2 separate regions of the Homo sapiens genome follow, and region 2 is linked to region 1. A link is a loop called in an ENCODE intact Hi-C map of the cell type or tissue named here. Cell type or tissue: heart right ventricle. All regions are shown on one strand. Each heading gives the region's core, and the rest is flanking DNA. Links, peaks and the distances in the headings are about the cores only. Region 1 overlaps TMEM131 (transmembrane protein 131). Region 2 overlaps VWA3B (von Willebrand factor A domain containing 3B).

The links. Hi-C counts contacts between places; a loop is a spot of excess contacts. Peaks named below come from ENCODE experiments on the same cell type or tissue, not always from the same donor. Only the 100,000 strongest peaks of a DNase experiment are listed, where the experiment ranks them.
Region 2: a loop joins it to region 1, with 5 times the contacts of the local background. A loop is called at or near these places in 18 of 110 quality-filtered maps.

Annotation. Positions count from the first base shown.
Region 1 is chr2:97,803,903-97,809,282 of GRCh38, forward strand. It overlaps TMEM131 (transmembrane protein 131), which reads right to left. Exons shown (of 41, transcript NM_015348.2): 20 at 1,649-1,801; 21 at 1,474-1,549; 22 at 1,186-1,303. Among named protein-coding and RNA genes, the nearest start is that of ZAP70, 93 kb to the left of the region's middle. In heart right ventricle, for the core only: a CTCF peak has its summit at 2,999 (motif pointing right); a DNase peak (open chromatin) is centred at 3,019; H3K27ac peaks cover 733 bases.
Region 2 is chr2:98,156,304-98,161,683 of GRCh38, forward strand. All of the region lies in intron 7 of VWA3B (von Willebrand factor A domain containing 3B), which reads left to right. Among named protein-coding and RNA genes, the nearest start is that of VWA3B, 72 kb to the left of the region's middle. In heart right ventricle, for the core only: no CTCF peak of the experiment used is centred there; DNase peaks (open chromatin) are centred at 2,288, 4,478 and 4,753; H3K27ac peaks cover 4,773 bases.

The DNA.
Region 1 (5,380 bases), core at 210-5,209:
ACAAAGGAGAGTTTTAATTAGTGTTCTCTTAGCAAGTCCATTAGAGGAAGTCTCTTTTGTATTCATTTTAACCATCTTTTTAAAGTAAACATTCGACTTTCTTTTGCCTTAAGAAAACTTTTCATAGCAGAGAGTTCAGATAAACAAACCCTCCAATTATTAATGGTTTGAGAATTTACAGTACTCTTAAATGGGAATATCCTGATACTAACAAATATATTTCAAATTAGCAGCTTGAGAAGAGCAGTTTCCATCAGCTGCCATACTATCATTATTCTAGTCAAATTCTTTTCTGAAGTACATGAAAAGATCAGATTTCTATACTACCAAATCAATACATTTTTTGTTTTTGAATCTGGGTGCAGTATTGATTTGTCATTAGATGCACATTTCCTACCTGCCAAAGAAACACTGTGGGGCCTGTCTGAATGGAGCCCTGTGTGCTCCCGAATAGCTCAGCACTTAGAAAGGAAGGGGGTGGGCTGGGCACAGTGGGTCACGCCTGTAATCTCAGCACTTTGGGAGGCTGAGGTGGGTGGATCACGAGGTCAAGAGATGGAGACCATCCTGGCCAACATGGTGAAACCCTATCTCTACCAAAAATACAAAAATTAGCCAAGCATGGTGGCATGTACCTGTGGTCCCAGCTACTTGGGAGGCTGATGCAGGAGAATCACGCCACTGCACTCCAGCTTGGTGACAGAGTGAGACTCCGTCTCAAAAAAAAAAAAAAAAAAAAAAGGAAGGAGGTATTCTTTTCACAATAAGAAAACAGACACTCTGGTCTTGTACCAAGTGCCTAGGTGGGGGTAAACCTAGAAAATGTTTCCCTTGCCTTTAACAGACATCAGTGGTAGGTAAAAAACTTTCTTTCCTATGCAAATGGATGAGTCTAAGGTGAATACTGTCGTCATCCTACATAAGAACAACTTCAAATATTTTCTTGGAGTGTAAGAAATATCTAAAGCACCACAGAAAAGAGAAAAATGACAGTATGTATATTTCCAAGCAACATACAGTTAAAATGGCAATTTAAGATGCCTCACTAATAACTTTCTGAAAATTAGGCATTCTTTCTTAGCTATAAAGCAAAATAATCTAACATAAGAATATAATTTAGAAAGCATTATGTTTCAATAGTCATCTTGTAAAGATGGCTAAAATAAATAAACATAAACCACTCACCTATGACCTGAATTTTCCTTTATTCCTGTCCATCCCTTGAACAGGCTTTGATGCAAATCCCAGTCAGCATCCCACATATCTTCCTGCATGGCTACACCAGGCTGCACTTTGGGTTCAGCTAAAACAAGGAAACATACTTAACCTGCATCTATACTCACTTGTCAATTTTCCTTCAAATAATTTCTATAGTAACAAAAGACAGCAATGTACTTTAAAAGTGGCGGCCTCTTACTAAAAGAGTATTTTGGGGGAAGTGAAGACATGAGAGAGAACAGCAAGGTCACTTACATTTGGATAGAAAAGGCAAGCCAACATAGCAATGATCCCCACACTGTAGTCCAGGATCAAAATAAATGTTTGCAATCTATAAAGAGGCACAGGAGAACCATGAATCCCAAATCCACAGGAGGTCATAAAACAAAATGTTAACCAATGGGAATTCTCAAATATAATATCTTCAAACCTTTGATTTTTTTCCTGGCTCCAAGTCTTCCTTATTGCCCCGTAATCGTTTATAGTAAAATCGCACATCTTCTGACAAAGATCGTATTTGCTGTATTTTTACCTTCTGTGAGAAGGAATTCATAATATTTAAACTTTGATGAACTATTTTCCCCTGAAGGAAGAAAGCAAAGAACAAACTCATTTGTATATGGTTAAATTTTCTTAAGATCACAAGTTTCAGAGTAGACAAGCATACTTCTAGGAAACCAAAGCCCAAAAGACATCTTAGAATGTTCATCAATTGATAATCTTTAAATTGTAATCAACAGCCAAAAAACCTCACCAAAAAACTTTTTTTTCTTGCTGTGGCATGTTACAGAAAAATCAGGAGGACAAATCTTTGCAATCTTGTGACAACTGATTGACGTTAACATTCACACTTTCATGTTAAGATACTGAGGATGCCAACAAAGGTACAAACAGAGATAGCTTTAGATAAAGGGAATGGTTACTTTCAGTTTGGTAAGCAAGGTTTGTTTACACCCAGGCAAGAATGCCCTGAAATCACTGAATTCTAAAATCTAAAGCCAAAGGGGACAAAATCACAATTTTTTTTAAAAGAAAGTCTCTTCATTAGGAAAAATATATGTCATTTGTATCAAAGAGAAATTACACATCTTTTGAAATTATGGGTTGTCAAGTATCTTATTAAAACAGTACACAAGCTGGGCACAGTGGCTCATGCCTGTAATCCCAGCACTTTGGGAGGCTAAGGTGGGTGGATCACTTGAGGCCAGGAGTTCGAGACCAGCCAGGCCAACATGGTGAAACCCTGTTCCTGCTAAAAATACACACGAAAAATTAGCAGGCATGGTGGCACACACCTGTAGTCCCAGCTACTGGGGAGGCTGAGGCAGGAGAATCACTTGAACTCGGGAAGCGGAGGCTGCAGTGAGCCGAGATCGTACCACGGCACTCCAGCCTGGGTGACAGAGTGAGACTCCATCTCAAACAAACAAACAAACAAAAACCCCAGCACACAAATAAAACTGTTAAATAACCAGCAATTGCTCTTACCAGTCACAAGCTTCTGTCTGTGACAGGGTACCAAATTTTAAATTAAAAAATTAAATAATTTACGTAATCCTCCAGAAGAATATTACAATCTTTCTTTTGGCTGAATACAAAATTTTACTTTTTGTAGATTCCTACTCATTTGAAGAGGTCTCTGAAATGATTAAACCCACTTTTTAAATATTTGGAATAAAAAATACAGAAGTGAAGAGCGTGCACAGGAAAAAGGGCGCAATGACTGTGACACTGAGGCCAGCGCTCCTCATTTACAGCCCAGTGAGGCTAAAACACCCGACAGCCAGCAGAGGGCGGGCATGCAGCTGCAATGCCGACAGGAGCCCTCGGGCAGTCACCGCACTTGGCGTACTTGAAATAACTACTTCCCTCGTGCCTTGTCTCTTGGGGGTGTGGGGGATCAAAAGAGCTCACAGATATAAATGCTGCTCTCACAATTCTATTCAAATATTAAGCTATGAGTTACATGAAATGTTTATTCTGAGGTATTGTTTCCAGTAAGCTCTAGTATTCTCCATCTGATAAAGAGATTGACAGGATTTGGTAATATAGAGGTAATTTAGAATTCCAAGCAAGTATCTGGTCCTGTAAGCCTCCTAGAGATATCTGAAAGCTTAATCTGAAGCAGTTCAAAACCAACCCCTCTAAATCTCATGCTGAAATGTGATCCCCAGTGTTGGAGGTGGGGCCCTATGGAAGGTGTCTGGGCCACAGGGGTGGATCCCTCATGAATGGCTTGGTGCGTTCTGACCTCGTAGTAATGAGTTCTCATGCCATTAGTTCACACAACCACTGGTTGTTAAAAAAGAGCCTGGCACCTCCCTCTCTTCTCTCTTGCCATGTGATCTTTGCACATGCCAGCTCCTCTTTGCCTTCCAATATGAGTGGAAGCAGCCTAAGGCCCTCACCAATGCAGACACTGGGGCCATGCTTCCTGCACAGTCTCCAGAACTGTGAACCAAATACACCTCTTTTTTAAAAATAAATCACCCAGCCTCAGGGATTCCTTTATAGCAACACAAATGGATCCAGACCAACATCTTGTTTTTATACACATGCTTTCTCATTTATTCCACTCATGGGGCTTTTCACTGTGTCATCTGCTGTCTTCTGAACTGAACTTTTCCCTGCCAGAGTTTACGCAGAGATTAAGGACATCATTGATTGAGAAGGTAATGGAAGGAAGAAACATGGCTCTTTTGGATAAATAACGAAGAGTTTAGTATAGTCAGTACAAAGTGGAATGACAGGAAGATGAGGATTTAATTAAGACCCAAACTTAAATGTGATGAAACTAGTAATTCAAAGTTTGTATTTTTAAGGAGTTAAATATTGAATTCAGGTTTTACTGTAAGGGTTGAGTATCCCTTATTTAAAATGCTTGGGGCCAGAAGTGTTTTAGATTTTTTTTTTGGAATATTTACATATATATAATGAGATATCTTGGGGACAGAACCCAAGTCTAAACATGAAATTCATTTATGTTTCATATACATTTATATGCATAGCCTGAAGGTAATTTTATACAACATTTAAAATAATTTTGTGCATGAAGCAAAGTTTTGACTGGAACCTGTTACAAGAGGTCAGGTGTAGAATTTTCCACTTGTGGTCTCAAAATGTTTCAGATTTGGGAACATTTTGGATTTCAGATTTTTGGGTTAGGGATGCTCAACTTGCATACAGCATTAAGATTTTGCAATGTCTTGTTTCTCTTAACCCACTACTGTCTCCTACCACTAGGATGTGAGACACTTTTACATCTGCCCTGGTATTCCTGAATGGACTGCACCATCTTCTTGCAAAAGGCAGCATCTTCTCCTGGTTTTCTCATTTGTTTTGTCTTTGTTCTCCAGGCTCAAACTCTAAGCCATATTCCTGCCTCCTCTACCCACCCTCCTCCCCATACTTGTTTCAGTTTGTATGACCTCTTTAGGATATAAGCACAGTTCAAATGATTCACCTGCAATGTCTCTTGCCTATGTTCCCTCTCCATCATTTGTTCCTTCATCCATACATTATGTACTAAGTGCCTGCTATTGGGAAGAAACGATCTCTCATCCGTTTCCTAGAGGATCTCAGACTCTCACTGGGGAGGCCAACTTATAAGGAAATATTTATAGCACAATACGAGGCTTGCAGCAAGAGGGGTAATTTCAAAGTATTCTAGGATCACACATGAAACAACCAGTATTGTCTAGAGGAGTCAAGAAATCTTCAGAGAGGAGATGACAATGGAATTGAATCTTGAAAGACACGCAGGAGTTCTTTGAAGGAAGGACAGGAGGAAGGGCATTCGAGGCAAAGAAACAACAAAGGCTTGGAGGTATGAAGGGACTTTACTGCCTCAGCCACAGCCATGCGCTCAAACTCCCCTTGGCACTTTTCACATGGACTCTGGCCAGTCTGCGGGTTGGCCTCCAGGCACTCTATTGTTACTTTCATCTGTGTCCTCTATTTCTTTCTGCAGAGAGCCAGTCTTTAAAGCTCAGCTCTGATGATGTCAAGTCTTCACTCAAAAACTTCATATTCCCATGAACTTAAGTGCATTTAAGTTTTTTCCATGTTATCACCCCCACAGACCATTCCATTTTCTCTCTTAAAACTTTTCTCAATTCTTGCCAAACTGGACAACTCACTATTGCCTGAACCAACTTCAGAC
Region 2 (5,380 bases), core at 166-5,165, 350 kb after region 1:
TCAGTGTCTTCTGAATTTGAAGAAGATAATTAGCCTCCTAGAACTTGCTCATTCCTGAATGATCTGGCAGAGCTGGGAGCAGATCCATCTACGTGAGTGATATCCAGTCCCCAGTAGCCCACGCACACAACCATCCTCACAGAGATAGGGCCGTTGCTGAGGACAGAGGCTGAGCAGATGCCGGTGCGGGGTTGCTCCCCAGTAACAATAGTCCTAGCCCTGCTCTTTGTGGTTCAGAGTTGGTTGATGGGAAATCAAGGAGCAGCCCTGCCACCGTCTTTGTTATTTTTATGCGCTATAGATCCCTTAGAACAGAAAGAGGTTCAGGCCTTTTCTTGGATGGAAAAACTGAAAAAAACTCAGTTTTTTTTTTTTTTTTTTTGTAAATTTGCTCTAAAGGAAACTCATAAAGTTCTTCTGAATTTACATGTCAATAAAACATTTACCCCTGAGTTGATGCCTTATAAATGGTATCACTTATCCTAAGTAGAATAGATTTATTCAGCTAAACTTTGTTGATGAGCATCTTTGCATCTGTTCCTTAGATATTATTTCTCTGTCTCCTTCCCTGGGTCTTTATGGTCTACTAGCCCCATAGCATCCTGGAGTCTGCGGTCATTTTTCTCACCAAGTTTGGGGGAGCACCTACCCTTTACCATGGGGAGAATGGTGATGGTTCATTTTTGGGTTTTCTAAACGAATTTTGGACAATTAGACTGCATTACATTTGCATTTTACAGTGTGCCATTTAAATGAATTTTGGACAATTAGACTGCATTACATTTGCATTTTATAGTGTGCCATTTAGAAGAGACGGAGAGGGCCCAGAGGACGGTGCCACATTCACGTATTAGACGATAGCTCAAGTTGCCCATTCTTCATATTGAAATTGCTTCTAAGATAACATAATGGCTCTTGTGAAACATATCTATTCATTGCCCCAATAAAACATTAGATGGTTATCCAGATGGTGAAATGACTCTATATTCACTTTAAATTAATGAATGGTTAATTTCCATAGGGTGGGACTGAGAGCAGCCCCACACTGTGCCTCTGTGGTTAGGGCAGTGGGGCTGGATCAAGCTAGCAGGTGTTTAATTACTTCTCAACAACAAAACATCTTAACATATAATATAATAGAAATAACTGGGAATTTTTTTATTATGACAAAAACCACTGATTTTCCTGCTTTCATTCCCTTTATGGATGCAATGTGGCCCTTTTACCAGATCCTCATGGTAATTTTAGGTCTCTGGGAATGTTTAGCACCTCACAGTGTATTATATTTTTTAATGTTATATCGCTTTCTGAAAATAGAAGTATGTGCTACTTTTTCCTGAAAATACTGCCTTTTCATAGTTATATTCAAGTCTTTCAAATCTGCATGACTGAATAGGAGTTTGGGGGTCAGGCAGACTGCAAGCTCGCCACCTGGCGGGACCAGTTCTTCACCGGAGAGTCCTGGGGTTGGGCAGGGCCACAAACAATGAGCCACAGTAGGACCGAGGGGATGGTCTGGGACTCAAGGGTCCCGAGGGTGGTTTTGTTTCTGGGCTGCCCTCTCCCAGGGCAACATTGAACTGTACCTTGGATCAGCACCGCACCTGCCTATCTTTCTAATTGCTTTTCTCCTCCTGTCCTGGAAACGATAGTACTTCAGATACTTGGGGGAAGTCTTGCTTACTGTGGCATGAACCTAGAAGGAAATGACTTCGTGTTTTAAGGGATGTCATTGTCAGTGTCTGGAATACCTCGGGCATAGCCATGTGCTCAGATGATCTGAGTCTCTTGCACACCCCTCTGAAGAGTTTCTTGTAATCATGAGGAATGAATGTATTAGGTGCTCCAGAACTGTTTCTATGTAATAAGGAAAAATAAAAAAGGAGGACAGAAATTCTTGCAGAAAATACTAGATAGAACCTGGGCTGAGTGCTGTGGAGGATACAAAGAAAGAAAAGACACTGTCCCTATGCTTAAGACATTTACCATCCAGTTGGCAAAGTCAGCCGGTGCACACACACACAGCAAGTGCCCGAGCACTGCAGGAGAGCCGCAGACCCCAGCCCACAACAGCTGGCAGGCTGGGGACATGTTGCTGAGTGCTGAGCTGTGTTGTAGGCAGCTGCCTACTAAAAATAAGCACTGGGTTCATGGAAGGCTGACTTAAATTAGACTGGACTCAAGGTCATGCACAGAATGATGTCACCATCACAGGCTTCTAGTTCTTTGTGTTCTTGGGAATTGGAGGTTGAGTGACAGGCAGCCAGGAACTGAAATGCACACATGGACAGGTTCACTAATGGTGCGGCCCGAGCGTGTCCTGGCAGCAAGAGGATGGAGTCTAGTGGTGCCCTGGTTCATTCCACGGGACTGAGAAGGGGGAGTAGGAGGCAGCTCACCGTTTCCTGGGGGTGGTGGAGTCAAGACTATGTCTTCAGTGAAGGGTGGGACGGGGTGGGTGCAGCGGAGGGCTCAGTCCTCTGATACAGAGGACAGGGCTGAGAGGACAGTGCTCTGACCGGGTTCATGGTGCAGAGTGTTAGAGGAGTGTCATGGGAGCTTTGAACCCTGACCTCAATGCCAGCCCAGGGAGCTGGGCCCTGGTCACTGCATCCCCAGCACCAATAGGACCCACCCACTACAGAGGAGATGCTCAACACATACTTGCCAAATGACCGTATTAATGAACTGGACTCTGGCAACTGGGTTTTATCCTGTAGGTGAGATGTGGAAGATTGGACAGGGAAATGGCATTTGGCAGCAGGTATCCTGTGGACTTTTCTCCTTGACATCAAAACTTCCTGTCCTGAGTCTCATTTTATTTGTCAAACTAGCCAGTCTGAGAAGTCAATACTAGGTGCTAATGAAAAACAGCAGCAGACTGTGACATTGCTCCCAGGTATGTTAGCATTTTAACACGAGCCTGCAAATTGTTTTTTTGTTTTGTTTTGGTTTGGTTTTTTTGTTTGTTTTTGAGATGCAGTCTTTCTCTGTCACCCAGGCTGGAGTGCAATGGCTCTCTGCAACCTCTGCTTCCCAGGTTCAAGAGATTCTCCTGCCTCAGCCTCCTGAGTAGCTGGGATTACAGGCACCTGCCACCACACCCGGCTCATTTTTGTATTTTTAGTAGAGACGGAGTTTCACCATGTTAGCCAGGCTGGTCTCAAACACCAGACCTCAGGTGATCCTCCTGCCTAGGCCTCCCAAAGTGCTGAGATTACAGATGTGAGCCACTGCGCCCGGCCTTCAAATTGTTACCAGGTGTCTGGGAGGGCAGCAGTCATGCAAGGCGGGGGATTGGGCAGGCATGCATTCTGGTTGGAGAATCCACTAGGTCTCCTGAATGACTCCATTAGGAACCGTATCCAGCTTCTGTTGTCAGGCAGACCTTAGTTGGCTTCCACCTTGACAGTCAAGATACATACAGCTTTGGTTGGGCACGGTGGCTCATGCCTGTAATCTCAGCACTTTGGGAGGCTGAGGCGGGTGGATCACCTGAGGTCAGGGAGTTCAAGACCAGCCTGTCCAACATGGTGAAACCCCATCTCTACTAAAAAAATACAAAAATTAGCCAGGTGTGGTGGTGATCCCAGCTATTCGGGAGGCTGAGGCACAAGAATCGCTTTAACCTGGGAGGCAGAGGTTGCAGTGAGCCTAGATCGTGCTACTGCACTCCAGCCTGGGCGACAGAGCAAGAATCCATTAAAAAAAAAAAAAAAAGATACATAAAGATACATACAGCTTCCTGCTGTTTCATCTCCTCCCTGGTGTAGCCTGGAGAATTTCAAATTCACGGAGGTCTGAACAGCGGGGTTTCCTGTGCCCCCATCGTCTTCCATCCCCAATGGGGCTCTGTCCCTCGGCTGTGGCTATCTGAGATCCCAACTAAGTCCTTAAAAGTGACCTTGATAAAACTGGCAGTGCTTCCTTACTGTGTGAGGAATAACTTGAAATAAAACCTGTGCATTGTCATGATGCTTTTACTGTTCTGTAGCTTTCTTTTTCACTGTTTTTTTGTTTTGTTTTGTTTTCTTTTCTTTTGTTTTTAAGCAAAGCAAATCAGATGGACTTGTGTTGCTCTCTGATCACCGACATAGCAGTCTGTAGCTGCTTCATCACGATCACTAGACTGGGGTAGTGATAATCCTAGATACTGCCTGCACAGGGAGCACGTCCCGGTCACTGCTGTCCCAGAGACACATTTCCCTGTCCCTGGATGACCAAGAGCCGACTGGGTTTCCTCGGAACTTTCTCCTTTGACCCTGCCCTGTGGTGTACTCCCTCTTAAGATATTATTGACAAGTCTAGAGGAAAGCCTTGACTCATTTGAAACTTTTAAGAGACTCCTGCTACTTAACACCTCCAGGCTGAAGCAAGCAGCTGGCAGTCTGTCTTGATTTTACAGCGTTCAGAGGGCCTGTGGGCTTAAGGTTCGCATTTGGCAGCAGCCTGTGTTATTTTTGGATTTTCAACATGGAGCTCAGGACACATCAGATTTCACTTCCTAGGCTGTTGATGGCCACAGAGCCATGGTAGCCGTCCGTCTCTGTCAGGGCTTGTCACTTGCCCCTTTAGGAACATAGCTATTAATACTCTCTCACTTGATTTGTCCCACTTCAAGAGGCTAGAACTTTGATGTCCCTTTTTTCTGCCCTACCCTTCTTGACTATATTTTAAAATTCAGAAACATCAACTCTGGTCTGCCCTAGTCTGCCTTGTTGGCTTAGGATCAGTCCTTTGGCCCCGGGTGGATGAGTCTCCTGGGGTGCCCCGTAGACTGGAGGGTGGTCTCTCATCATCTGTGATTGTGGGATATTGGGCATCAGTTAATTATCATGCAGACTTGGGAAGTGGGAGGAAGGGGCTTTTCGGTGTATTTGGTGACAGAACATGTCTCAGCCAAGGGGCAGGGACTGCCAGTTGCCACCCAGATACACTCCCTTGCTCCTTAGGCTGTAGCCCCAATTTTACTTAGGGTTGCAGTATACCCAGCCTAAAAGCATTTCTCAATTTCCCTTGCTGCCAGATGGGGCTGCGTGATGCCATTCTGGCAGTGGCTAAGTAATGAAGCTGTGGGGTGGGCCTTCTGGGCAGGGTGCCTCGAAGGAACTGACTCCATCAGGGGGTGTGCTTCTGTGTCCTCCCAGTGGCCCTGCTGCTCAGGACGTGCTGCTTGGCACTAAGGACACCATGTTGAATCATAAGGTGGCTGAAGACAGAAGGATGTGCTGAGATGACCGAGGAGCAGGATAGAAAGAGTGTGGATCTGTTTTCAAGATTTTAAAAATTAACCTTTTTATTTTGAGATAATTATAGATTCACAGGCAGTGGTAATAAGTGATACAGGGAGATGCCCATCTATTATTTATCTATTTATCTA